6 separate regions of the Homo sapiens genome follow, and all the other regions are linked to region 2. Evidence: chromatin contacts called from ENCODE Hi-C data. All regions are on one chromosome and are shown on one strand. The core of a region is the stretch at or near the end of the contact, and the rest is flanking DNA. Distances in the headings are between cores, read along the strand shown.

Region 1 (4,002 bases), core at 1,008-3,507, 1.0 Mb before region 2:
CCCAAACTCCACCCTCCCCTGCAAATGCTGCCCTCCTTCCCCTACCTACCTGGTGTTCCCTTTCCTTCTACCCTGCTTGCTTTTCTCTAGAACATTCTAACTAACATACCTTAGAATGTGCTTTTTTTGCTCTGCCACCCAGGCTGAAGTGCACTGTTAATGATTACGGTTCACTGCAGCCTCACTTCCCGGACAAGCAATCCTCCCACCTCAGCCTCCCGAGTAGCTGGGACAACAGGTGCACCGCCCACCATGCCCAGCTAATTTAAAAAAATATTTTCTTTATACAAAAAAATCAGCTGGGCATGGTGGTGCATATCTGTAATCTCAGCTACTCAGGAGGCTGGGTGGAAGAATCCCTTGACCCCAGGAGGCAGAGGTTGCAGTAAGCTGAGATCGAGCCATTTTCTTTTTTTTTTTTTAAGAGATGGGGGTCTCACTGTGTCGGTCAGGCTGGTCTTGAACTCCTGGGCTCAACTGATCCTTTGGCTACAGCCTCCCAAAGTGCGGGATAACAGGCATAAGCCACTGAATGTTCTTATTTTTATTATCATCTGTCCCCCCAACCCCCACTAGAATGTAAGATACAGGAGGGGTTTGTTTCAGTGCCTTGCCACATTCTCAGGGCCTGGAATTGTGCCTGCAACCAAACAGGTGCTCAAGTATTTGTTGAATGAATAAATGATTTATCAGTCAGTCTCTTAGGAGTTTAGTTAGCAGGACTTGGTTGGCAAGAATCAGAGAAGTCGGGAGCCAGCCAAGAGGGGGAGGCGGAACTGCCCTGCACAGGTACTTCCCGGAGCCCCAGCTGCCTGCTCTCTTTTTAGCAGCCACACCAACAATGTATCCGTTTTTAAAGCAAATGAGGAAATAATGGTTCAACCTGGGCCTCATTCAAGTGAGAATGGCGTCATCATTACCCTGTACCTGCCCTTTAGCAAAATAGAGGGGGAAGGCCCTGCTCTGTAACCTGATGGCCTAGCAACAAGGGGCAAGGGTTAGTTGGGACAATATAGGGAGGTGACTGTCCATCCTCACCTTAATGGACATGAGGGGAGGGGAGGGAAGGATGGGGCAAGAAAGTGCAGGCAGAAAGATGGAGCAGGCAAAGATGAGGAAGCAGGCCAGGCTAGGGGCTGTCAGGGACCTTCCCCAGCGTCCCCTCCTCCCTGGTCCTGTACCCAGCTGGGTCCCAGACACTCTCCACTCCCCACCTGCCTCTATAAGGAAGGCAGCCTCGTGTATGTCAGGCCCCTGGGGGAGCCTTAACTTCACCATCCTCTCACGGCCCTCCTCCTGGTCAGAGAATCCCAACCTCCCAGGCCCCACCAGAATTCCCCAGCCCTCCACGGGGCCTCGCCCACCGGGCAGAGCTGTGAGGGTCTCAGGGGGGGCTTCTGCTCCCGATCAGGGACCTGGGGCAGAGTGATGAGGATGCACCTGCCCAGGGAATCTTCCCTCCAAACAGCCCAGCCAAAGGCTGGAAGCTGAGCAACTTCCCTGCCTGTGTGCCCCGGAGGTCCCCACACTGGCCTGCTTGGCCTGCCCATCTCCATCACTCCTAGGGCCCTGCAGGGTGAAGAGAGTGTTCCAGAACTGTCCAGCCATCCTCCAGCACACACCTCCCCACTAGTAACTCCCTTCCCAGCCGAGGCGCCCTCCACCATGGGGGTTCTGACACCAGGGTCCCAGCTGGGGGACTTCTCCCTGCAGCAGGCTATGCCACTTACCTTCCTCCCGTGCCTTGGAGAAGCTGCTGGCAGCTGTAAGAGAGGTAAGGGCGATAAGGAGAGGGCCTGGTGTGGAGGGGAGACCAGAGACAGCCTCGAGACCCACCTGCTGAAGCCAGGAGGGAGGAGCAGGCTGATTCTTGGTAGTGAGGCCCCAGGACTCAGCTGGCACCATCACTCACAAAAGCTCTTTTGCGCCCCTCCCCCCACAACATCGCCTCTCATCCGCCCATTTCGCAGATGGGTAAGTAGTGAGCCCAGAATGGTGCAGAAATCCCTGGACCACATATACAGCAAGTTTAGGGGCTGGTCCGAGACTCAAGCCCAGATCTTTCCCTCTCTGTCCATGTTTCCAGAGGTGCCCTTCCTTCAGGCCTCATCTCTCCTGTGCTCCCAGTACCCCCACCTGAGCCCAAGACCTCAAGGCCCCAGCAGCAGCCCCACCATCACGTCCCTGGTGGACTCACCCAGCACGGCCAAGCAGAACAGCCCAGGGAGCCCCATGCCTCGGTGGGTGTAGGGCCTCTGCTCGGGCAGTGAGAACCTCCTAGTTCCTGGCCTCCCCCACCCTGAGGCCCCTGGGATGCTCCCTGGGTGGGTGCCTGCAGTGGGGAGATAACCTGGAGGCCGCAGCACCCCAGGGCCTCAGCTACCAGGGCGGGGCCCAGAGAGCCCCGGCAGGCCCGGTACAGCAAACTCCCCCTCAATCCCCAGAGAAGTGGAAGGAGTTTGGACCTTGAAGCCAGACCAGGGCTTAGACTCAGCAGTCACCTCTGAGCCGCAGGATCCCGGGCTCACGTGGTGGGCAGAAGGTGTCCATGCTCCGCGGGGCACAGTGGCTCACACCTGTAATCCCAGCACTTTGGGAGGCCTGGATGGGCGGATCACCTGAGGTCAGGAGTTCGAGACCAGCCTGGCCAACATGGCGAAACTCCATCTCTACTAAAAATCAGCCGGGCGTGGTGGCGTGCGCCTGTAATCCCAGCTACTCGGGAGACTGAGGCAGGAGAATTGCTTGAACCCAGGAGGCGGAGGTTGCAGTGAGCCAAGATCACGCTACTGCACTCCAGCCTGGGCAACAGAGTGAGATTCCATCTCAAAAAAAAAAAAAAAAAAAAAGATGTCCACGCTGTAACTTCTGGAGCCCGTGAGCACCATGCTACGCGGCAAGGGGAATGAAGGCTGTGAGTCTTCTCATTTTGAGAGGAGGAGCCCGTCCTACATGACCCAGGTGACCCTCATGTAATCACTGGGGCCTTTCCAAGCAGCTGGGGACCTGCTGGGCTGAGAAAAGGCAGCCCCACCCATGATGGTTCACAGCCGGGAGGCCAAGGCTGCACCCAGCCCCAGAATGAAACCCCAGACCGACGAGGCCCCTGGTCCTGGAGTGTGATGGGTCCTGGAGTCCTGGGTCCCGGAGCGTGGTGTGCCCAAGCACCGCCCTTCAGAAGTCCCTCAGGCCCCACTGAGGGTGGTGGGAGGTCACATGGATGGTCATTCCCCAGGGAACTGGCCCCAGTGCTGGCCTTGGCCAGCAGCAGACCCAGCTGCATCGCAGGCAGTGTGTGTGCAGAGTTCAGCCACAGAGCCTCCTGCACATGCAGGGAGGGTGGGGGTGAGCAGGGCCTCCCAGAGCCCCGAGGCCAGGGCTGGGGCCAGGCATTCCCCGGAACACAGAGAGATGTAAGGGCGCAAGGGATTGAGGCTGGGGCCCTGCCAGCTCCGCTGTGGGCCACTGCACCCGGCTTTGTGCCCAAGCTCAGCCTGGGGCTGCTGGACCAGCCTGTCACTTTCTGGCCCGGCTCAGTTTCCCACACTTTGTGTGGGGAATGCCTTTTCTGGCTGCCTCCTTCAGGAATATGTCCCCTGCCACCAGGTGACCATTGCCTCCTGTGGGAGCTGCTGCCACCTGTGGCTCCTGACCGGTCAATCACACTCTCTGCCCCTGGGCACCGTCCAGGAGTGAACACCTGACCAAGGGAGGCCACTCACAGCCCCGGCCCAGCTCTCCTCTCAGCCTTTCCCAGGCACTTGCTGCACCGGAGGCCTGGGTGTGTTGGGAAGCTGGTCTGAGGGAGTGGCCCTGCTGACCAGGGAGTGGCCAGAAGGATGGTGGGGAGGCAGGTGCAGGTGTCCTGGAGGTCACTGCAGACTGGCTCTGTTGACCCCTCGGTGGCCCCCTCTCCCAGCTGGCATGAGTCCGTTTCTGCACCTTGCTACCCATGGTCCCGGGGATGGAGGCTGCCTCCTGTGCACCCACCGGCCTCTCTGT
Region 2 (4,013 bases), core at 441-2,940:
GCCCGAAGTCTAGCTGTTAAAAAAAAAAGAGAGAGACAAATTACCAAGATGTATTTTATTTCAGAAACTTCCAAGATTCCTTTTTTTTTTTTTTTTTTTTTGAGACAGGGTGTCTCTCTGTTGCCCAAGGTGGAACACAGTGGCACAATCTCCACTCACTGCAGCCTCCACCTTCTAAGCTCAAGTGATCCTCCTGCCTCAGCCTCCCAAGTAGCTGGGACCACAGGCACGCACCACCATATATATTTTTTGTAGAAGGTTTCCCCATGTTGCCCAGGCTGGTCTCAAACTCCTGGGCTCAAGGGATCTGCCCACTTCAGCCTCCCAAAGTGCTAGGATTATAGTCATGAGTCACGGCGCCTGGTATAGAATTCCCATCTATAGTACTAAGGTTTAAACAGGTTTGGAACTTTCTCTGGTATGTCTGGCATACCTCTCAGAGGAGAGGTCATGGTGGAAAACATCGCCATCTGACAGTGTGAAAACGGCTAAGGAATGACTCTGGGTGACCACGAGTAAGCCATTTGACTTCCCTAGGACTCAGTTTCATCTCTGTAAAATGAGGTTTTCGGGGAGATGATCTTGAAAGACTTCCACCTCTAAAACCATGAGAATGAGAGCCAAACTCCCAAGTTCTCCAAACTCAACTTGAAGCTTTTCTAATATTCATCTTGATTATGCGACTGACACATCCTGATGTGCTGGGACCACGTTCTTTTTCTTTTGCAAACCTTACAGTGTTGGTGCACAGTGGGAATCCAATCATCTTTTAAAAATTTAATTGGGAATATTAATTTTAGGGTACTCTCCCAGATATGAGGACGATAACCGGGTACAAACAAGAGTTGGGGGAAGAAGCAAAAAAGCGTAATGCTCGTTTAAGAAACGGTAACATCCATTCAGGATTCCACCGCCTGGCAGAACTGGCTACACTCACTTAAGAACCTGCTAATTCACGAGCTTGTGAACCACAGCCAGGTCTCAGCTGCCGATGCTCTGGTCCAGATAAACGCCCTACGCGGGCATCCGGAGTGACAACGACCAAGTGGCATCCAGGAGCCGGACGGCCTCCATTGCATGACAATCGCTGTTTAAACAGGAGCCAAAGGCCAGACCCACTGAACGCATCCCGAGCAGGCTCGAGGGGCGGCCGGCGCCCGGGGCTGCTCAGCAGGGGTCCCGCGCGGCTGAGCCCCACGGGGCCAAAGCCCCGACCGACGGGAGAGAGGGGCGGGCACTGGCTCCGGACCCGAAACTCCGCTCTCAGCAAAAAGCGGCTCCCGGGAACTGGAAGCCTGGCGAGGTGGGGGTGGGGGCGGGGGAGGGGGGCGAGGGGCGGCGAGGGGCGAGCAGGGGGGCGGAGGGCGAGCAGGGGGGCGGGGGCACGGCCCGTTTCGGGTGCCGGGCCGATGGCAGCCGGGGCTGGGGAGGGACAGGCTCAGCAAGCGGGCGGCCGGGAGTTCCGGGGGGCCCGCCCGAGAGGCGCCGGACTCCACGGAGACCGGGACCGGGGCGAGGGCGCACTCGGACCCGCCGCGACGACGCGCCTACCTCTTGTCAGAAAGGCCGGGCCTGGGACACGGGGTGGCGAGGGGCGCTCATACCGGCGGCTCCGCGGGGCAGTCTCGGTTCCACTGCTCCGCGACCGTAGCTCGACCGCCGGTTCCGGGGAGGGGGCCGGGGAGGCGGGAGGGGGAAGGGGCGCGGCGACGGCACTTGTGGTTGTTACGGGTGACGGGGTGGGCGGGGCCGGGCGCCGGGAGGGGCGCGCGTGCGCGGCCGCGGCCGAGGGAGCGGGGGCGGGAGCGGGCGATGGTTGCTAAGAAAGGGGAGGGGGGAGGACACCCGGGGCCCGAACTGCGCAGGCGCGAGCTCCGACCCGCGAGCGTGGGAGGAGCTCGGAGAAGGCGCCGGCCCCGTCGCACTGCTGGATGTGCCCGAGGTCCTCGTGGCCCCTCCCAGTTTTGCGTCACTTGTTGGGGGCGGGGCCGGGCTGGGCTTCGCGAGTAGCGGGCGGAGGCGGAGTGAAGCCCCAAGGGGCTGCCGGCGTGCAGGGGAGGGGTTCGGCTGAGCGGGAAAAGGGAAGTTTGCGGGAGGTCAAAACCACCGGGGCCCTCCCGTATGGCTGCTGCTCTGAGGCCTGCCTCTGGTCGCCCTGGCGGCTGCCCCCGTGCTTCCTCATTTCTTGTTGACTGTTCAGGAGCACCAGGCTGCTCGCGCCAGTGCCCCGACCGCATTCTCGCCGAGTAATGGGGAGGAGGCGGACGCCGGTGCTGCGCGGCCCAGGGCTCGGGAGGGCCCGGGTGAGCCCGGGTGGAGCCCAGCGGCATCCTTGTCAACACATCCAGACGGCTCTAGTGTCGGGCCGCGGGCTTGAAACTGAGACGCGCGCCCAGGGCCTGCCCCTCGGAAACGAGGGTGCCAAGGTGGGGCTGCTAAGTAGCTCCCGAATTTCAGCAGGAGAGCACCGTCCAGCCCCAATTTTCAATCCGGTACCACTGAGACATTTTGGGGTCCTTAAGAGGAGCTCATGACTAGAAAGGGGCACCTCGCATGCCCACCCACACAGCAAAGCTGGTTTTATAACCAACATGCAATTTCACTGTCAAAGTCACTGTTGTTCCGTTCACATTAGTCACCCTGAGTGGCTGTACATTTCATGCTGCCATTGGACAGAACGTTTTTGGACCTGTTTAGGAATTTCCATCAAAGCCAGTTTACCAGACACACAAGCAAATCATTCATGGCCTCATCACCCCTTGTGTTCCACGTCAAACCATCATCTTCCAGCTGGGTCACCTACATTATTCACTACATTCAGTCTGACTGGCTTTTGCTTGTTTGTAGAAATCACATCCACCGGCCGGGCGCGGTGGCTCACGCCTGTAATCTCAGCACTTTGGGAGGCCGAGGTGGGCGGATCACGAGGTCAGGAGATCGAGACCATCCTGGCTAACACGGTGAAATCCCTGTCTCTACTAAAAATACAACAGATTAGCCGGGCGTGGTGGCGGGCGCCTGTAGTCCCAGCTACTTGGGAGTCTGAGGCAGGAGAATGGCGTGAACCCTGGAGGCAGAGCTTGCAGTGAGCCGAGATCGCGCCACTGCACCCCAGCCTGGTCGACAGAGCGAGACTCCGTCCCAAAAAAAAAAAAAAAAATCACATCCACCTTCAAAAGACGCTTTAACGCCGTTGCGGTGGCTCACGCCTGTAATCCCAACAGTCTGGGAGACCTAGGTGGGTGGATCACCTGAGGTCAGGAGTTTGAGACCATCCTGGTCAACACGGTGAGACCTCGTCTCCACTAAAAATACAAAAAGTAGCCGGGTGTGGTGCCAGATGCCTGTAATCCCAGCTACTTGGGAGGCTGAGGCAGGAGAATCACTTGAACCTGGGCAGAGGTTGCAGTGAGGCAAGATCACGCCACCTGCCCTGCACTCCAGCCTGGGCTGGACTCCAGCAAGACTCCGTGTCAAAAAAAAAAAAAAAAAAAAAAATTCACCTGACCTGCTGAACTTCTAGATGCAACCACCAGTTTACAGGAAATACAGAATAGAGGAACATGCTAAATGACACCATGAAAAACAATTGGCAAAGTACAGACTGTGGGAAACGGTACAAGACAAATATATTCTTTATCAAATTCCAAAGGAAAAAAAGAGGGGAATGGTCAATCTATAGATTAAAAGAGATTGGGAAATTTGTTGAGCCATACATTCATTTATGATTTGCAAGCTTTTATATGTATATTATACTTCAGTTAAACATTTTGAAGAAAAAACAGACTTGAGACATCAACCAATCACAAAAAACTTTATTTCCATTTTTTTTTTCTTGAAACAGTCTCACTCTGTTCCCCAGGCTTGAGGGCAGTGGCATAATCATAGCCGTCTGCAGCATCATCACCTGGCCTCAAGTGAACCTCCCACCTCAGCCTTCTGAGTAGCTGTGACTACAGGCATGTGCCACCACGCCTGGCTACTTTTTGCTATTTTTTTCCTTAGGTTTTTTT
Region 3 (3,823 bases), core at 527-3,026, 1.6 Mb before region 2:
CATGGTCCCTCACGCTTACTTGCTTCTGGTCCTTCCGGGTGAGCCTAGCTTCAGACCCACCGGAGGTGCTGTGTAATAGTCACTTTTTATCCTGGAGGCTTCAAAAGTCAACATGAACTACCCTAATCAACAGTGGGAGTGATGGGGGTGGGGCATGAGGTTAGGGGCCGGGAGCTTAGAGGTAGAATTACTGAACAGCTTTGCTTTGACCAAGTAACCTTAAAGAACTGGTGCTTCTTCGCTTCCCTTACCCCCTCCCATGGTATTTCCTTGTGTTGTCACCTGGGACTGAAGGCAGTGTTGCCCTTTAAACCACTGCTAAAATAGATGCCCTTAGACATTGCCGTGAGAGACAGAGTGGCATTTAGGTAGGTGTAAAAGGAGGGGGACAAATGGAGTTTCCTCTGGCAGGTCCCTGAGATCCCAGGGGAGGGCAGAAGTTAAGAGTCAGTTATGCTTTCCATAGAGCTGCTTTTAACTAGACTTACGCCCTAAAGAACACGCCTAAGAAAGGGTATGTGGGGGTTTTTGAAAATATTCTTTAAGGAAGTCAGACTCTTCTGCTGCATTAATCTCAAACCCACAATTTTTAGGTTAAAAATATTGCTTTCTGGCTGGGCGCGATGGCTCACACTGATAATCCCAGCACTTTGGGAGGCCCAGGCAGGCGGATCACCTGAGGTCAGGAGTTCCAGACCAACCTAGCCAACATGGTGAAACCCTGTCTCTACTAAAAATACAAAAATTAGCCGGGTGTGGTGGCAGGAGCCCGTAATCCCAGCTACTTGGAGGCTGAGGCAGGAGAATAGCTTGAACCCAGGAGGCTGAGGTTGCGTTGAGCCGAAATCGTACCACTGCACTCCAGCCTGGGTGACAGAGTGAGACTTTGTCTCTAAAAAAAAAAAAAAAAAAAAAAAAAGCTTTTTTTTACCTGGTACATTGGTACATTGGTACATACATTCGTCAGTTTTCATTCTGTATATGTGTGTTAGTGAGAATTAACCAGTTTAATTAATTGGGCACTATTTTCTTAACTGCCATAAGTTATTATTATTTTTAGCTATTTAATCTTGTTAATGTCAGTCCCCCTTGATTTGCCTTTTTTTTTTTGAGACAGAGTCTCGCTCTGTTGCCGAGGCTGGAGTGCAATCTTGGCTCACTGCAACCTCTGCCTCCTGGGTTCAAGCGATTCTCCTGCCTCAGCCTCCTGAGTAGCTGGGACTGCAGGTGCATGCCACCACACCCGGCTAATTTTTGTATTTTTTGCAGAGACGAGGTTTCACCATGTTGGCCAGGCTTGTGTTGAACTCCTGACCTCATGTGATCCACCCACCTTGGCCTCCCAAAGTGCTGGGATTACAGGCGTGAACCACTGTGCCCGGCCTTGATTTGCCTTTGAACTCTCTCTTTGGCATCTCTTTGGGATAGATTCCAAAATCTTTGGTGTGGGACCTGAGGCCCTTCACAGGCAGACACTAAGCCCCCTTCAGGGTGCCAGTTCAGCCCTGCTGTGTCCTGGGCCTTGCCCTGTGGTGTGCCCATTGTTGCTGGCCTCTGTCACTTCCATACACTTTATCTTGCTTGGTATACACCATTCTGTTCTTGTCCATCTGGGGAATCCGTTGGTCCTTCAAGTTCTGGCTCACAGGTTGGCCCCTCTGAAGCCTCTTGGCATCGCCTGGAATTCTGTGAGTACTTGCTGCACTTGGCCGCTGTGGCCGGGTGTGCTGCTGCTACGGGCTTACATGCCTGTCCCCACTGGCCTTCACTTTCTGTGCAGGCCAGGGACTGGAGCTGTTTAAATCCCAGCTCCAAGCACAGGCTGCGCCTATGGCAGATGCTCAGTAAACGCTGAGCTGAAGTGAATCTGTGTATTTCAGTAAGAGAAAAAAAAAAGAGCTGAGGATGCAGCCGGTGACCGGAATGTGAATTGGGCTCTATTGGTAGTGTACCCGAGGTAGATTATTTGTACTCATTGAGTCTTTATCTTACCTGTAAACTGATGAGAACAGTGTATAGTTCATTGTCAGGAAATATGCAGAGTTACAGTTGAGCTTTGTTGGAAAATTTAAAAAAGTGGAAATGAGAAAACATTTTAAGCTGTAAGATAGCATGTGTGTATAAACTAGTATTATTTGTAGGAAAATATGCCAAATAGAATGAAGTATAGGCTTCCTCAGTGGGACACTGGATTTTCAGATTGCTTCTAAAATGCTGTCCTTGACGTGAACTTTCCATGTTATCCTTTTTTTTTTTTTTTTTTTTTTTTTTTTTTGAGATGGAGTCTCACTCTGTTGCCAGGCTGGGCGTGATCTTGGCTCACTGCAACTTCTGCCTCCCGGGTTCAAGTGATTCTCCTGCCTCAGGCTCCCGAGTAGCTGGGACTACAGGAACGTACCACCACGCCCGGCTAATTTTTGTATTTTTAGTAGAGACAGGGTTTCACCATGTTGGCCAGGATGGCCTCTATCTCTTGACCTCGTGATCTACCTGTCTTGGCCTCCCACAGTGCTGGGATTACAGGCGGGAGCCACCGCGCCCGGTGGTTATCCCATGTTTTAATGCGTGCCATGTGATTGTGGTAGTCTCTAGTTGGACAAGTTGCTCAGGTTGTGGTGTTTGCAGGAAGACCTGAGGTGCTGTAACTATCAATTCATATCCCCCTAGATATTTCTCACTCCCTTCCTTATGGATTTTGTATTTTGCAGAATCAGAAATGGTTACATCTTTATTTTTAAGCAGGAGCATGTTTGGCATTGTACAAAGCACACATCATAGCAAGAAACCTGTATCACCATCTGCTGTGACAAGTTTTGAAGAGGATTCACTCTGGTTTGAATTTTATAGGCTTTCCTGTTGAGTACACCAGAGATGAATGCTCACGGTATTACACAGAGGATTAGAACTGCCCTTTCTTCTTAATGAAGGTGAATAGAAACAAGGGCTTGGATTCTGCCCCTCTGAAGAAAGCTGACCCTTATCCATTATCTGAGTCTTTGTGTAGCCTCCCAAGTTTTCTCTTCATTATGGAATATGAAAGCACAGGACTGGCTGTGGGGGATCAAGACCCAAAGTCTGATTAGACAGGAGGGATGTGGAAGGCAACAGGTGGAATTTTCTAAGATGTCAGTATCGGTGGAGAGAAAAGGCAGGTATCTTAGGTCTTGGTAGGCACAGGTCTGGGCATTAAGAGCCTTTATCAGCCTGCAGCGTGGTCAGCCGAAGGGAGGACAAAGTCAGGGACTGTAGATGCAGATAGGAGGTAGAGTTGGAGCAGGAGTGGCCCTAGGAAACAGCAGAGATTCCCGTTTTCATCCACCCCTCCCTGTGCTTCAGGAGGGTTCGCAGGAACCTGTGTGTGGCTGCAGGCTGACAGAACCTGCATGCAGTTTACTGCTGGTTAAATCAGAGATGCTGGGCTAGACCTCCTGGAAATTTTTAGTAGTATCCATCTCTCATTTTTCCCTTGGATTTTGATAATCCTGCAAAGGCAACTTTACTGGATTTATAGTGTTCTTGTCTCTGCCTTTCTTTCTGTTTTCAGCCTAGCTGAGATTTCCTTTTTATTTGTTTTTTTTTGTTTTTTTTTTTTTTTTGAGACGGAGTCTCGCTGTCGCCCAGGCTGGAGTGCAGTGGCACTATCTCAGCTCACTGCAAGCTTCGCCTCCCGGGTTCACGCCATTCTCCTGCCTCAGCCTCCCAAGTAGCTGGGACTACAGGCGCCCGCCACCACTCCCGGCTATTTTTTGTATTTTTAGTAGAGACGGGGTTTCACCGTGTTAGCTAGGATGGTCTCGATCTCCTGACCTCGTGATCTGCCCAC
Region 4 (4,202 bases), core at 1,051-3,550, 1.2 Mb before region 2:
ACTTGAACCCACGAGGTAGAGGTTGCACTGAGCCGAGATCAGACCACTGCACTCCAGCCTGAGTGACAGAACAAGACTCTGTCTCAAAAAAAAAAAGAAAAAGAAAAAGAAAAAAAGCACACTCATGAGAGATTTCTTTTTTAAAATATTTGTGTCAACTGCCCCAACATCCTTTAGTAATCAATTCCAATGTTGAACAATGATTTATAATGAAGTGTTTTTCATATAGTTTAAACATATAGAGGGAAATGACAAAGTCACCTAAATCTTGTCTTCAAGGGTAGAACATTTTTTTGAAACTGTAAACCAAATCTCAGTGGTTTGATGCCAGGACGTAGAAGTCATCTGACTTCGTCACCCAGAGATGAGCAGGTCTTTTGTTAAACACTGAAAAAATGAAAATGCAAAAAATGCAGAGGCCATTTCTTTTACAGCCCCAGTCCTGCTGGGTTCACCAACGTGAAACCTAGCAGGTTTCCAAGAGCGCCATCCTGCCCTGATTCTATCACCTAAAAATTCCCCTAAATCAAACTTGAGTTTTCGATGAAAATCTTCCACCATAGATCACCATGAAGCAAGCTCTTTTCTGTACCTAGAATCAGTACACATGACTGGACCCCAGATCTCTGTACTAGATGTCTGACCCCAGGAGGTCAAATCTCACCCGAGGAGTACACGTACAGATAGAAAATCTAACACAATGCAACCTCAACTAAAGGAAGCAGTTCTAAGATTTTTTTTTTTAAAGATCAAGTGTAAGACTCAATTAAGAAACCTATTTGCAGCCGGGCACGGTGGCTCACGCCTGTAATCCCAGCACTTTGGGAGGCCGAGGCAGGTGGATCAACTGAGGCTGGGAGTTAGAGACCAGCCTGACCAACATGGAAAAACCCTGTCTCTACTAAAAATACAAAATTAGCCGGGTGTGGTGGCTTATGTCTGTAATCCCAGCTACTCGGGAGGCTGAGGCAGGAGAATCGCTTGAACCTGGAAGGTGGAGATTGAGGTGAGCCAAGATTGCGCCATTGCACTCCAGTCTGGGCAACGAGTGAAACTCCGTCTCAAAAAAAAAAGAAAAGAAAAGAAAACTATTTGCACACAAGAGAATTTTTTTTTTTTGAAACAGAGTTTTGCTCTTGTTGCCTAGGCTGGAGTGCAATGAGGCAATCTTGGCTCACTGCAAACTCCACCTCCTGGGTTCAAGCGATTCTCCTGCCTCAGGGTCAGCCTCCCAAGTAGCTGGGATTACAGCCATGCACCACCATGCCCAGCTAATTTTGTATTTTTAGTAGAGACGGTTTCACCATGTTGGTCAGGCTGGTCTTAAACTCCTGACCTCAGGTGATCCACCTGCCTCGGCCTCCCAAAGTGCTGGAATTACAGGCGTGAGCCACCACACCCGGCCAAGAATTATTTATCCCCTTTTTTTTAATATTAGCAAGCCTCAGGTCAGCATGTTCTTGGCAAATGTTTATTTTAAAAGACCACTGCCTGAACAAATTGCTCCAAAGCCTACTTCATCATTTACATAACTTCAGTACTTTTCCAGAACACAGGCCCTTTGAAATGTGTAAAAAGTGTTTCGAGTGGCTCCTCTTCCCATGCCTGAGTGTTACTAAGGATTGCTTCACAGCTTTTTCTGGCAGGATGTGAGAAACGCTCTATACACAAAATCCCAGCAACGGTGATTCACTCACAGCCAGGCTTACCTAAGGAAAAGACCCCTCTGAACTCTCCGACACTCACATCCTGGGGCCGAAACCATGATATAAACAGCCTCTGGAGCTTGACCGAAGCTCCCTGAACGCACACACAGTCCCTCTTTTAACGTGTAAGTGCACGGTGGCCGGGGCTCGCCAACAAGCACGGTGTAGACGGGGAGCAAGGACTGGCCGGGCTGCGCAGGAGGCCCGCCGGCTGGACCCGGCCGATAATGGAGCACGAGCCGCCCACCCTCCCTCAAGAAGGCCAGTGAAGAAGCACATAGGTCAGGCGCCGAGCCCCGGGAGGCAGAAATGGGCCCGGAAACCGGGGAGGGACTCGCTGCGGATGCCCAGGACGCTGGGGCCGGGAGTTTGAGCGCCGGGGGGCCGGGCTGCAGCCGCGAGGGCTGCACTCTCATCCCGGCCGCCCCTCTCACCTCCTGCGCTGGCGGTCCCGGTTCCTGCCGAGGCGGTCGGACAGGCGTCCCAGGAGCGCGGCCAGCCCTGGGCGGCCAGGCAGGAGGCCCAGCAGTCGCCTCCAGAACACGGGTCCCGCCGCAGCTGCCGCCGCCACCGCCATGGAGACTCGCCGCTTCCGCTTCCGCTCCCGGCGGGCGCGAACTTTATTGACAAAGGCGAGCGCGGACACGGCTCAGGCGCGCAGGCGCGGAACCCCTGGCTCGGGGAGGGCGGCGCTGCACCGCCCCCAAGCCTCAGTTTCCCCTCTGGGGGACACAGGCGAGGAACAGTGGTCGCGCCGCAGGAGGGGGTCGGAAGCCGGCCCGTTAAATCCGTAAGGGCGCCAGGTGGCCTGCATTCCTGCAGTCACTCGTCACAGGTCGCGGAGGAAAGGATGCGGCGCAGGGGCTCTAGCACCGTCACGCTTGGCTCCAACTCACCAGCTGTCAAAAAAGCTTTTGTTTGTTTGTTTTGAGACAGAGTCTCGGTCTGTGTCCCAGGCTGGAGTGCAGTGGCGCGATCTTGGCGCATTGCAGCCTCGACCTCCCGGCCTCAGGGGATCCTCTCAAAGTGCTGGGACCACTCCCAAAGTGCTGGGACCACCAAAGTGCGTGTGCCACCATGCCCGGCTAATTCTTTACTTTTTTGTCGAGATGGGGGTCTCACTACGTTGCCCAGGCCGGTCTCGAGCTCCTGGGCTCAAGAGATCATCCAGCCTCAGCCTCCCAAAGTGTTGCCATTACAGACATGAGCCACCGAGCCTGACCACTGGCTGTCAAGATTGACTCCTCGGCCGGCGCAGTGGCTCACGCCTGTAATCCCTGCACTCTGGGAGGCAGAGGCGGGTGGATCACCTGAAGTCAGGAGTTCGAGACCAGCCTGGCCAACCTGATGAAACCCCGTCTCTACTAAAAATGCAAAAAATTAGCTGGGCGCAGTGGCCCATGCCTGTAATCCCAAACTACTCAGGAGGCTGAGGCAGGATAATCGCTTGAACCCAGGAGGTGGAGGTTGCAGTGAGCCAAGATCGAACCACTGTACTCCAGCCTGGGCAACAAGAGCAAAACTCCGTCAAAAAAAAAAAAAAAAAAAAAAAAAAAGGACTTCTCACTGATAAGTGAGGGAATTACTGTTTGAGGCTCTAATTGATAGGGTGTTCTTTAGACTTGTACAACACCCCTAAGGTGTTAAACTTGAACAAAGTCTGTTCTTGTACAAAGTCTTGTAACCTGGTTAACGCTGACTCACTAAGGTGCACAGAACCACGGAAAATCCCCACCAGACTGAGAGAGGAATCATTTTTCACCCTGTTAGCCCCAGAGGCTGCAGCTCCATGGCACAGAACAGCCTAAGCAAATCTGTGTGAGATGAACAGTCTTCCACCCTCCTGATATGCCCAAGTACACAGATATCACTGGCCCCTGGCAACACACAGTTCTATGCCCAAAAAGCTGACGGAGCACATCCTCATACACCAAGAACACTTTTTTTTTTTTTTTTTTTTTGAGGCAGGGTTTCACTCTTGTCACCCAGGCTGGAGTGCAATGGCGCAATCTTGGCTCACTGCAACCTCTGCCTCCTGGGATCAAGAGATTTTCCTGTCTCAGCCTCCGGAATAGCTGGGATTACAGGCGTGCGCCACCACGCCTGGCTAATTTTTGTATTTTTAGTAGAGACAGGGTTTCACCGTGTTGGCCAGGCTGGTCTCAAACTCCTGACCTCAAGTGATCCACCCAACTCGGCCTTCCAAAGTGCTGGGATTACAGGCGTGAGCCACCGCGCCCGGCCCAAGAACACTTTTTGCAGCTAATTTTAAAATGGAAAACTTTGTGGCATTCTGAAAGGCAGGAGAGGTGATCTCTGATCTGTAATATGCAGCTCCCTGGCTGACCCACATAGGCTGGGACCTGGAAACTGGAAAAGCTGTAGGACATAATCATAGTCTGCCGTGTTGTGAGGTTAAAATGATATGGACACGTGGGCCGGGCGCAGTGGCTCACACCTGTAATCCCAGCACTTTGGGAGGCCGAGGCGGGCGGA
Region 5 (3,866 bases), core at 1-2,500, 1.2 Mb before region 2:
GTGTGTCTTGTCCAAATCTCACTGAGTCCCCAGCACATGCTGGGGAGAGGTGATGGCACGGACTGAGGATACAGTGGCAAAGGCAGTGCGCACCTATCAATTCCAGGGCCGGCAAAAGGGCCAGTTCTGGGTTCTGGCATCCCAAGCTCCCTGTCCCTGGCGGCAGTCTCTTCCTTCCCTTTCAGCACCTCATTATCCTGGTATCTAGGAAGAGCGCAGGGCCCCAGGCCCACAGCGTCTGCATCCCGAGAGGTGAAAATCTAAATGCCACTGAGGCAGCTCTCGGGTGTCCCCAGCACCACACAGCCCATTTGGGGACAAGATGACAAAACTTGCCATCCTTCATAAGGCTGGCCCCGGGTCTCCAAGCCCAAACTATCTACGTCAGTGCCAACGTGACCAGCAGCAAACCAATCTTTCACCTCAATCACTTCCTCTCCTCCCCTCTACCCCCTCCCCGCCAGTGATCAAGTCCTCCCCCACCCCAAGAGAGGCAGGGGGTCACATTCCAGGGGGTGTGGGCCATCTGGCAGTAGCCTGAACCCCGGAAAACTGCTTTCCGGAAATTCTCTCCTGCTAGAATTTTATTCCCAGGTCTGACCCCAGCCTGGGGTGTGAATGCCCCCTTCTCGGCCACCTTTCCAGCTCCGGAGACAGCCATTCCCGCAGATCCCTGGCGTGCCTATTCCAAGGCCTGGGCCGCGCAGCACCAAACTGCCCTCCCCTAGGAGACCCCAGGGCGCCCTCTGGCGGACGCGGGCCGTAGGTTGGGGCCATCGTTCCACCTCGAGCTCTCCAGCCCGGCCGAGAGCACCTGGCCCAACCCACACCGGACCAACCAGGTTTGCAGACCCCAGTGCATGAAAGCGTTTTCATAGGGGAGGGGAGGGGGGCTCCACACTCGCGTCAGGGTTGGCAAAGAACCTGGCAGTGGGCCGAGGCTGGGTAGCTGCCACGAAGGGGCGTCCCCTGCAGCCCTGGGTCTCCCCTCTGGAATCTGCCCGCAGGTGACTGTCGCACGTCTCCAACCTCCGGCTCCCGGGTCTGACCCCAGCCCCGCTGCCTGGCTGTGGGGTAGCCCCACTTCCCTTTCGGCTGGCCCGGGCCGCCTGACCCGCAGTTGGGCCCTCGGGGAGGCCCGGGTGGCGGCGAGGGGGTGTCCCCGCGGGGTCCGGGAAAAGGGGAAGGGGAACCGGGAGGCTCTCCAGGTCGGCCTCCTAGAACTGCCCGCTCTCCCGAAGCGGCGCCCCCGCCTCTGCCAGAAATCAGCCTTCTTAGAAGGGAGGGGGGTGGGGGGAAAGTGTGAATGAGAAGTTGGGGGCGGAGCGCGCGGCGGGGAGGGGCCGCTGCCAGGAACGCGCCGCCGGGGCTGGCGCCGCGCCCACCGGCCGCCTCGGCCGCCTCTCGTCGCGCTTTGTCTCCGCGCGCGTCCCTCCCGGTCCCTGCCCCTGCTCGCGGCCCGCCCTCGGCGCCCGCGGCCCCTCCCTCACCCTCCGCGCTCAGCCTTTCTCTGCTGCGAGTAGTGACTAAACATTACAAGAAGGCCGGCCGCGCAGTTCCAGGAATCGGGGGGCGGGGCGCGGCGGCCGCCTATATACCCGCGAGCGCGGCCTCCGCGGCGGCTCCGACTTGGACTCCCTGCTCCGCTGCTGCCGCTTCGGCCCCGCACGCAGCCAGCCGCCAGCCGCCCGCCCGGCCCAGCTCCCGCCGCGGCCCCTTGCCGCGGTCCCTCTCCTGGTCCCCTCCCGGTTGGTCCGGGGGTGCGCAGGGGGCAGGGCGGGCGCCCAGGGGAAGCTCGAGGGACGCGCGCGCGAAGGCTCCTTTGTGGACTTCACGGCCGCCAACATCTGGGCGCAGCGCGGGCCACCGCTGGCCGTCTCGCCGCCGCGTCGCCTTGGGGACCCGAGGGGGCTCAGCCCCAAGGACGGAGACTTCGATTCGGGACCAGGTAGGAAGGAGGAGCGCGGCGTGGGGAGGGGTCTCGCTCAGTCCCGGGAGCTTTTCCCGGTTTCCCCTCCCCTTCCCGGGTCATTCCCGGCAGGGAGGTGACGAGGTAGGGGCAGAGCGGATGGAAGCCGGAGATCCCAGGTTCCCGGAATACTCCGGCTGGGGCCTTCGGGCTTCTCCTGTCCCCTCCCTACCCCCGTGCCTCGGGTTTCTCCCTCCGTCCACACCGCCCGGGGCTACTGGACTGAGCGGCGCCCAGGCAGTCCCGGGGGCCCTTCTCCTGCTCCCCACCCGGCCACACTCCTGGAGACCTAACTTCCGCGCGCGAGTTTCCCACGCTGCGCCCTTGCAGTGCGCGCCTGGGAAGGGGCTGCCCGGGGCCACCCTGCCGGCAGGGGCGGGAGCCGTGCGGGCTCCGTGAGGCGCCTGGATCGGAGCGCGGGCCCAGGAGAGGGCCCCCGGGGCAGTGGGTGCCCCAGTCGCTCGGCGAAGGCAGGGGAGCCGGGGCGGGCCGGGCGCGCTGGAGGGTTCCGGGCACTCAACGCGCTCGCGCCTTCCTCTCCGCAGCCCCCCGGGATGCGGTAGCGGCCGCTGTGCGGAGGCCGCGAAGCAGCTGCAGCCGCCGCCGCGCAGATCCACGCTGGCTCCGTGCGCCATGGTCACCCACAGCAAGTTTCCCGCCGCCGGGATGAGCCGCCCCCTGGACACCAGCCTGCGCCTCAAGACCTTCAGCTCCAAGAGCGAGTACCAGCTGGTGGTGAACGCAGTGCGCAAGCTGCAGGAGAGCGGCTTCTACTGGAGCGCAGTGACCGGCGGCGAGGCGAACCTGCTGCTCAGTGCCGAGCCCGCCGGCACCTTTCTGATCCGCGACAGCTCGGACCAGCGCCACTTCTTCACGCTCAGCGTCAAGACCCAGTCTGGGACCAAGAACCTGCGCATCCAGTGTGAGGGGGGCAGCTTCTCTCTGCAGAGCGATCCCCGGAGCACGCAGCCCGTGCCCCGCTTCGACTGCGTGCTCAAGCTGGTGCACCACTACATGCCGCCCCCTGGAGCCCCCTCCTTCCCCTCGCCACCTACTGAACCCTCCTCCGAGGTGCCCGAGCAGCCGTCTGCCCAGCCACTCCCTGGGAGTCCCCCCAGAAGAGCCTATTACATCTACTCCGGGGGCGAGAAGATCCCCCTGGTGTTGAGCCGGCCCCTCTCCTCCAACGTGGCCACTCTTCAGCATCTCTGTCGGAAGACCGTCAACGGCCACCTGGACTCCTATGAGAAAGTCACCCAGCTGCCGGGGCCCATTCGGGAGTTCCTGGACCAGTACGATGCCCCGCTTTAAGGGGTAAAGGGCGCAAAGGGCATGGGTCGGGAGAGGGGACGCAGGCCCCTCTCCTCCGTGGCACATGGCACAAGCACAAGAAGCCAACCAGGAGAGAGTCCTGTAGCTCTGGGGGGAAAGAGGGCGGACAGGCCCCTCCCTCTGCCCTCTCCCTGCAGAATGTGGCAGGCGGACCTGGAATGTGTTGGAGGGAAGGGGGAGTACCACCTGAGTCTCCAGCTTCTCCGGAGGAGCCAGCTGTCCTGGTGGGACGATAGCAACCACAAGTGGATTCTCCTTCAATTCCTCAGCTTCCCCTCTGCCTCCAAACAGGGGACACTTCGGGAATGCTGAACTAATGAGAACTGCCAGGGAATCTTCAAACTTTCCAACGGAACTTGTTTGCTCTTTGATTTGGTTTAAACCTGAGCTGGTTGTGGAGCCTGGGAAAGGTGGAAGAGAGAGAGGTCCTGAGGGCCCCAGGGCTGCGGGCTGGCGAAGGAAATGGTCACACCCCCCGCCCACCCCAGGCGAGGATCCTGGTGACATGCTCCTCTCCCTGGCTCCGGGGAGAAGGGCTTGGGGTGACCTGAAGGGAACCATCCTG
Region 6 (4,088 bases), core at 276-2,775, 1.6 Mb before region 2:
GAGACCATCCTGGCCAACATGGTGAAACCCTGTCTCTACTCAAAATACAAAAATTAGACGGGTGTGGTGGTGCACACCTGTAGTCCCAGCTACTCGGGAGGCTGAGGCAGGAGAATTGCTTGAACCCGGGAGGTGGAGGTTGCAGTGAGCTGAGATCGCGCCACTGCACTCCAGCCTGGTGACAGAGCGAGACTCCGTCTCAAAAAAAAAAAAAAAAATTGAACTGGAGAACTTCAAAGGTCCCAGAAAGCCTTAAACTGCTCCTAAATTTTTATGTGAATTACTCCCCTCTGTTGTCCACTGTCGGTGTGCATTTTAAAGTTTCTGTTTTTCCTTTGTGTAAAGGAAAAGCTTAATGAATGCTGCTGATACGATTTCAAAGGGCTGGAGTGTCCAGTCATGTCTGAGGATAATCGTGAGCTTATTTGCACCTTCCTAATGCTTAAGGGAAGAAAATGTAGAAATGCGATGATAGTATAAAAGGACAAGGACTCTGCTTTTTTTTTTCCTTTTATTTTCATGAAATGTTAGTGACTTTGAGAGTTTAGTTTTGAATGGGGTTCCCAGACCGTTTTCTGACTGCTTAATGCAATAAATGAGCTGTTTCCAATTCACTACATGTCTGTATTTTTCTAAGCCTAAGTCTTCCTGTCTGGCTTCGTAGGACTGTTTGATTTGTTGTTTTAGACTCCTGTGGGCAGTGCCTTCAGGGTATAGTGAGGCTGAGTCCTCCACAGAAGGCAGCCAGCTCACCACGGCCAGTCTCTGTATTGTCCATTTGGTATTTTGGATTAGTTTCCCCTCTTTCCATTTTAAACACTCGTAGCTTAAATGAAACGGATACGTTGGACTTCATAAAAATTTAAAACTTCCGCTTTTGTAAAAGATAAAACTATTAAAAACTATTAAAAGAAATGAACAGGCAACAGATTAGAAGTAAATATTTGTAACAAATATATCTGAAAAAGGACTTGTATCTAGAATATATGATAGAAAGGCAGCCCAAATAAGAAAATGGGCAAAAAACTTGGACACTTTACAAAAGAAGCCATATGTGTAGTAGACACATGAAAAATGCTTAACATCATTAGTTGTAGGGGATGTAATTTAAAACCACCATGAAACGGTACTTCACATCCCCTATGATGGCTAGAATTAAAAAGACTGATGGTACCTCATGTTGGCAAGTGCTAGTGAGAATAAAATAATATAACCATTTGGGAAAGAAGTTTGGCAGTTTCATCAGCAATTCAACTCCTAGTTACTTAAGAGAAATGAAAACATGTCCATACAAAGACTTGTACAAGAATATCTATAGCATTCTTATATAAAATAACCAAAAGCTGGAAATACCCTGAATGGCTGCCAGCAGGTGACTGGATAAACAGGTCGAGGTAATAGACTATTACTCAGCAGTGTGAAGGAATGAACTGCTAGCGTGCAGCAGCACGGATGAATCTCACGAACATTGTGATGAGTGAAAGAAACTGTGGGCACCGTGTGCTTCCATGCGTGAGCATCTAGAACATGCAAACTAAGCTGTGCTAGTGTGCTAGCCGAAATCATGACAGTGCTGCCTCCGAGGTGGTTGCTGGGGCGGGGTGGGGTGGGGTTGACTAGGAAGGGCCATAGGGAACTTACAGGGATGGCAGGAATATTCTGTATTAATCTGAGTGGTGCTTCAAGGGTATATGCACTCATCAAAACAAATTGAACTGTGCACTTAAGGTGTGTGCATTTTGTTAAATGTAAATTTTACCTCGATCTTAAAAATGTAAAAAAAAATGGCTTTTTTCTGACTATAAAGGTAATACACCTTTACTGCAGAAAATTGGTAAAATACAGAAAAGTATAAAAAACAAATTTCTCATAAACACTTATCCCAGAGATAATCAGGATTCATATTTTGGTACGTTTCCTTTCTGTATATTCCGGTGTCTGCACACACATATTCAGAATTCAGTGTGCCCTTTGTTTTTCTCTTGATTAATTCTCTGTCAGTTACCATAGAACAGCAAGGAAACGCAGACACCAGGAACGTGAGTGCATCCAAAGTACTCAGCCAGTGAATTTGGGAAGACTTGTAACTCATGAACTGCATCTGAAGTTGTGAGTCAGGAAGTAGTCTTTAGGTTATTATTATTTTTTAATCTGGAACTTAAAATGGTTTTCCGGTATCGAAAGCGCCAAGACGGAAGTGATTCTGCACATCCCTGAGGATCCATCCATACGGGTACTCAGGCTCACCCTGCATTTGTTTCTCAAGCAGGCATTACATTTGCTCGGACTTTCTTATAGGAGAGAATTCATGTTTCTCATCGACGATCTGATGCATTTTGTAGGAATGATCCTAAATACTATTTAATCAAGCAGAAATAATATACTCATGTAGTACAGGATTTCACTTTCTGAAATGTATACGCGTCAGTTAACTAAGGCGATCCAGTAGCAGTAAGCTGTTTTCCTTTGGACACCTTAACTGGGGTGTCAGACCTGTGTAGGCTGGGGAAAGCCACTTAGAGAAGTAGCTGCCTAAGGCCTAGAGCTATAGGGGCTCCAAGTGGGGCAGATAGAGAAGTGAGCTGGCTAGCTAATGAAATTAGGGAGCCATCTCTGGTGTGTGTCCCAGGCAGTCATGTGGCACAGACTGTGACTGGCGGATATCTGGGAGTGTGCGTTCTGGTGGCTGCAGGAAAGCCTTTGGTGAGGACTGGACTGAGGCCCAGGAAGCTGAGCATTCCCAGGAGTTTCACCCCTTGCTTCTGTGGGCACCTCTGACGCTGCCTCACCACTTACACTGGAAACCATGAAACAGGCCTTCCTTGTGGTATTTGTTTGGAAATACTGATCAAAGTAATCTTCCTGGATTTAGAAAAAAATGATTAGACAATCATTTTAGTTAAATAGGAATTTCTAGATACCTGGTCATAACCCTTCATTCTGGCTGAAATTAAATGGTGTTTCCCCCATGACTTTGTTTCCTAAGGCAGCTGTTGACAGGGGAGCCCAGATTATCTTACACCTGGAAGTTCTGATACTACTCACAGTTTTCAGGTGTTCCTTTCAAAAGGTCAAAACAGCCTGGATGCGATGACTCATGCCTATAATACCAGCATTTTGGGAGGCCAAGGTAGGAGGATTGCTTGAGGCCAGGAGTTTAAGACCAGCCTGGGTTACATAGCAAGACTCTGTCTCTACAAAATATTTTAAAAAGTAGCCAGTTGTGGTAGTATCTGCTTGTAGTCCTAGTTACTCAGGAGGCTGAGGCCGGAGGATCACTTGAGCTCAGGAGTTAAAGGTTGCGGTGAGCCACAGTCACACCACTGTACTCCAGCCTGGGTGACAGAGCAAGACCCTGCCTGTAACAAAAACAAAAACACAAAAAACACCAACCCTCAAAACACTTAGGAATATTTTCTTCCCTCCATGGATTTAGCTAGAGAACACATGTGTTCTTTAAGGCAATAACATTTTATGATTTTATTTCCGAGCAACTTTTTTGCTCTCGGAGATTATAAAATTACTATTGATATTGATGGCAGTGGTTCTTAAATTTGGGTGCATACCAGAATTACTGCAGGAGGTTTTAAAAATTCAAATTCCTAGGTTCTGCCCCTTGTACTTCTGAGTTACTCAGCCGGTCCAGGGCCTTGCTACTCAGACTCCACACATGGGATCATGTTAAACATACAGCAGAAGCACAGGCCCCTTCTCAGACATAGAGTCAGAATCTGTTTTGTTGAGGCCCCAGGTGACGTGTATGTATAAACGAGCGGAGCGTCTTCACGTCTGATATGCTCCCAAGGCTGCTGGTTGGTGGACCAGACTTTGAGAAGCTTGGTCTGTGAATCTGCATTTTTCATTCTGATACAGTCAAGAAAACTGCCTATTATTTAGCAACTTCTTAAAAAGTTAAATACAGATGTACCGTATGACCCAGCAGTGTCCACCCCTGGGTATCTACCCAAGGAAAATGAAAACGTGTCCACACAAAGACATATATGCAAATGCTGATAGCAGCCTTCTGCATAATTGTCCCAAACTGTAAACAGCCTAAGTGTCCATCATCTGGTGAATGGATAAACAGA

The links. Hi-C counts contacts between places; a loop is a spot of excess contacts on that map. Pooled maps may share reads with other maps.
Region 1: a pooled map shows a loop between it and region 2 (2.9-fold over the local background). The contact joins the promoter of C17orf99 here to the promoter of SEC14L1 in region 2. A Hi-C loop is called at or near these places in 2 of 37 single-sample maps with no recorded cell type and 4 of 50 pooled maps.
Region 3: a pooled map shows a loop between it and region 2 (2.9-fold over the local background). The contact joins the enhancer-like site here to the promoter of SEC14L1 in region 2. A Hi-C loop is called at or near these places in 3 of 37 single-sample maps with no recorded cell type and 2 of 50 pooled maps.
Region 4: a pooled map shows a loop between it and region 2 (6-fold over the local background). The contact joins the promoter of PGS1 here to the promoter of SEC14L1 in region 2. A Hi-C loop is called at or near these places in 3 of 37 single-sample maps with no recorded cell type and 7 of 50 pooled maps.
Region 5: a pooled map shows a loop between it and region 2 (11-fold over the local background). The contact joins the promoter of SOCS3-DT here to the promoter of SEC14L1 in region 2. A Hi-C loop is called at or near these places in 3 of 37 single-sample maps with no recorded cell type and 8 of 50 pooled maps.
Region 6: a pooled map shows a loop between it and region 2 (2.4-fold over the local background). The contact joins the enhancer-like site here to the promoter of SEC14L1 in region 2. A Hi-C loop is called at or near these places in 2 of 37 single-sample maps with no recorded cell type and 2 of 50 pooled maps.

Annotation. Positions count from the first base shown.
Region 1 is chr17:78,144,640-78,148,641 of GRCh38, reverse strand. It overlaps C17orf99 (chromosome 17 open reading frame 99), which reads right to left and starts at 2,257. Exons shown (of 5, transcript NM_001163075.2): 1 at 2,198-2,257; 2 at 1,731-1,763. The coding sequence starts at 2,234. RefSeq lists an enhancer at 1,015-1,234.
Region 2 is chr17:77,138,646-77,142,658 of GRCh38, reverse strand. SEC14L1 (SEC14 like lipid binding 1) reads right to left here and starts at 1,690. Exons shown (of 17, transcript NM_001143998.2): 1 at 1,552-1,690; 2 at 1-13. LOC105371901 (a long non-coding RNA gene) reads left to right here and starts at 1,220. Exons shown (of 5, transcript XR_934988.3): 1 at 1,220-1,303. RefSeq lists silencers at 918-1,212, 1,377-1,826, 1,837-2,046, 2,197-2,406.
Region 3 is chr17:78,731,529-78,735,351 of GRCh38, reverse strand. All of the region lies in intron 1 of CYTH1 (cytohesin 1), which reads left to right. Among named protein-coding and RNA genes, the nearest start is that of CYTH1, 49 kb to the left of the region's middle. RefSeq lists an enhancer at 1,466-1,525. Within about 2 kb of position 1,776, at least 10 of the 41 ENCODE cell types and tissues checked have a DNase peak (open chromatin) inside an H3K27ac peak, as active enhancers do.
Region 4 is chr17:78,376,747-78,380,948 of GRCh38, reverse strand. PGS1 (phosphatidylglycerophosphate synthase 1) reads right to left here and starts at 2,300. Exons shown (of 10, transcript NM_024419.5): 1 at 2,141-2,300. The coding sequence starts at 2,283. RefSeq lists a silencer at 2,015-2,254 and an enhancer at 1,450-2,411.
Region 5 is chr17:78,357,832-78,361,697 of GRCh38, reverse strand. SOCS3-DT (SOCS3 divergent transcript) reads right to left here and starts at 1,250. Exons shown (of 5, transcript NR_110847.1): 1 at 925-1,250. It overlaps SOCS3 (suppressor of cytokine signaling 3), which reads left to right and starts at 1,621. Exons shown (of 2, transcript NM_003955.5): 1 at 1,621-1,948; 2 at 2,515-3,866. The coding sequence starts at 2,603. The coding sequence ends at 3,280. RefSeq lists silencers at 720-769, 1,000-1,199, 1,260-1,569, 1,580-1,859, 2,270-2,509 and an enhancer at 1,617-2,265.
Region 6 is chr17:78,703,813-78,707,900 of GRCh38, reverse strand. All of the region lies in intron 3 of CYTH1 (cytohesin 1), which reads left to right. Among named protein-coding and RNA genes, the nearest start is that of SCAT1, 74 kb to the right of the region's middle. Within about 2 kb of position 1,525, at least 9 of the 41 ENCODE cell types and tissues checked have a DNase peak (open chromatin) inside an H3K27ac peak, as active enhancers do.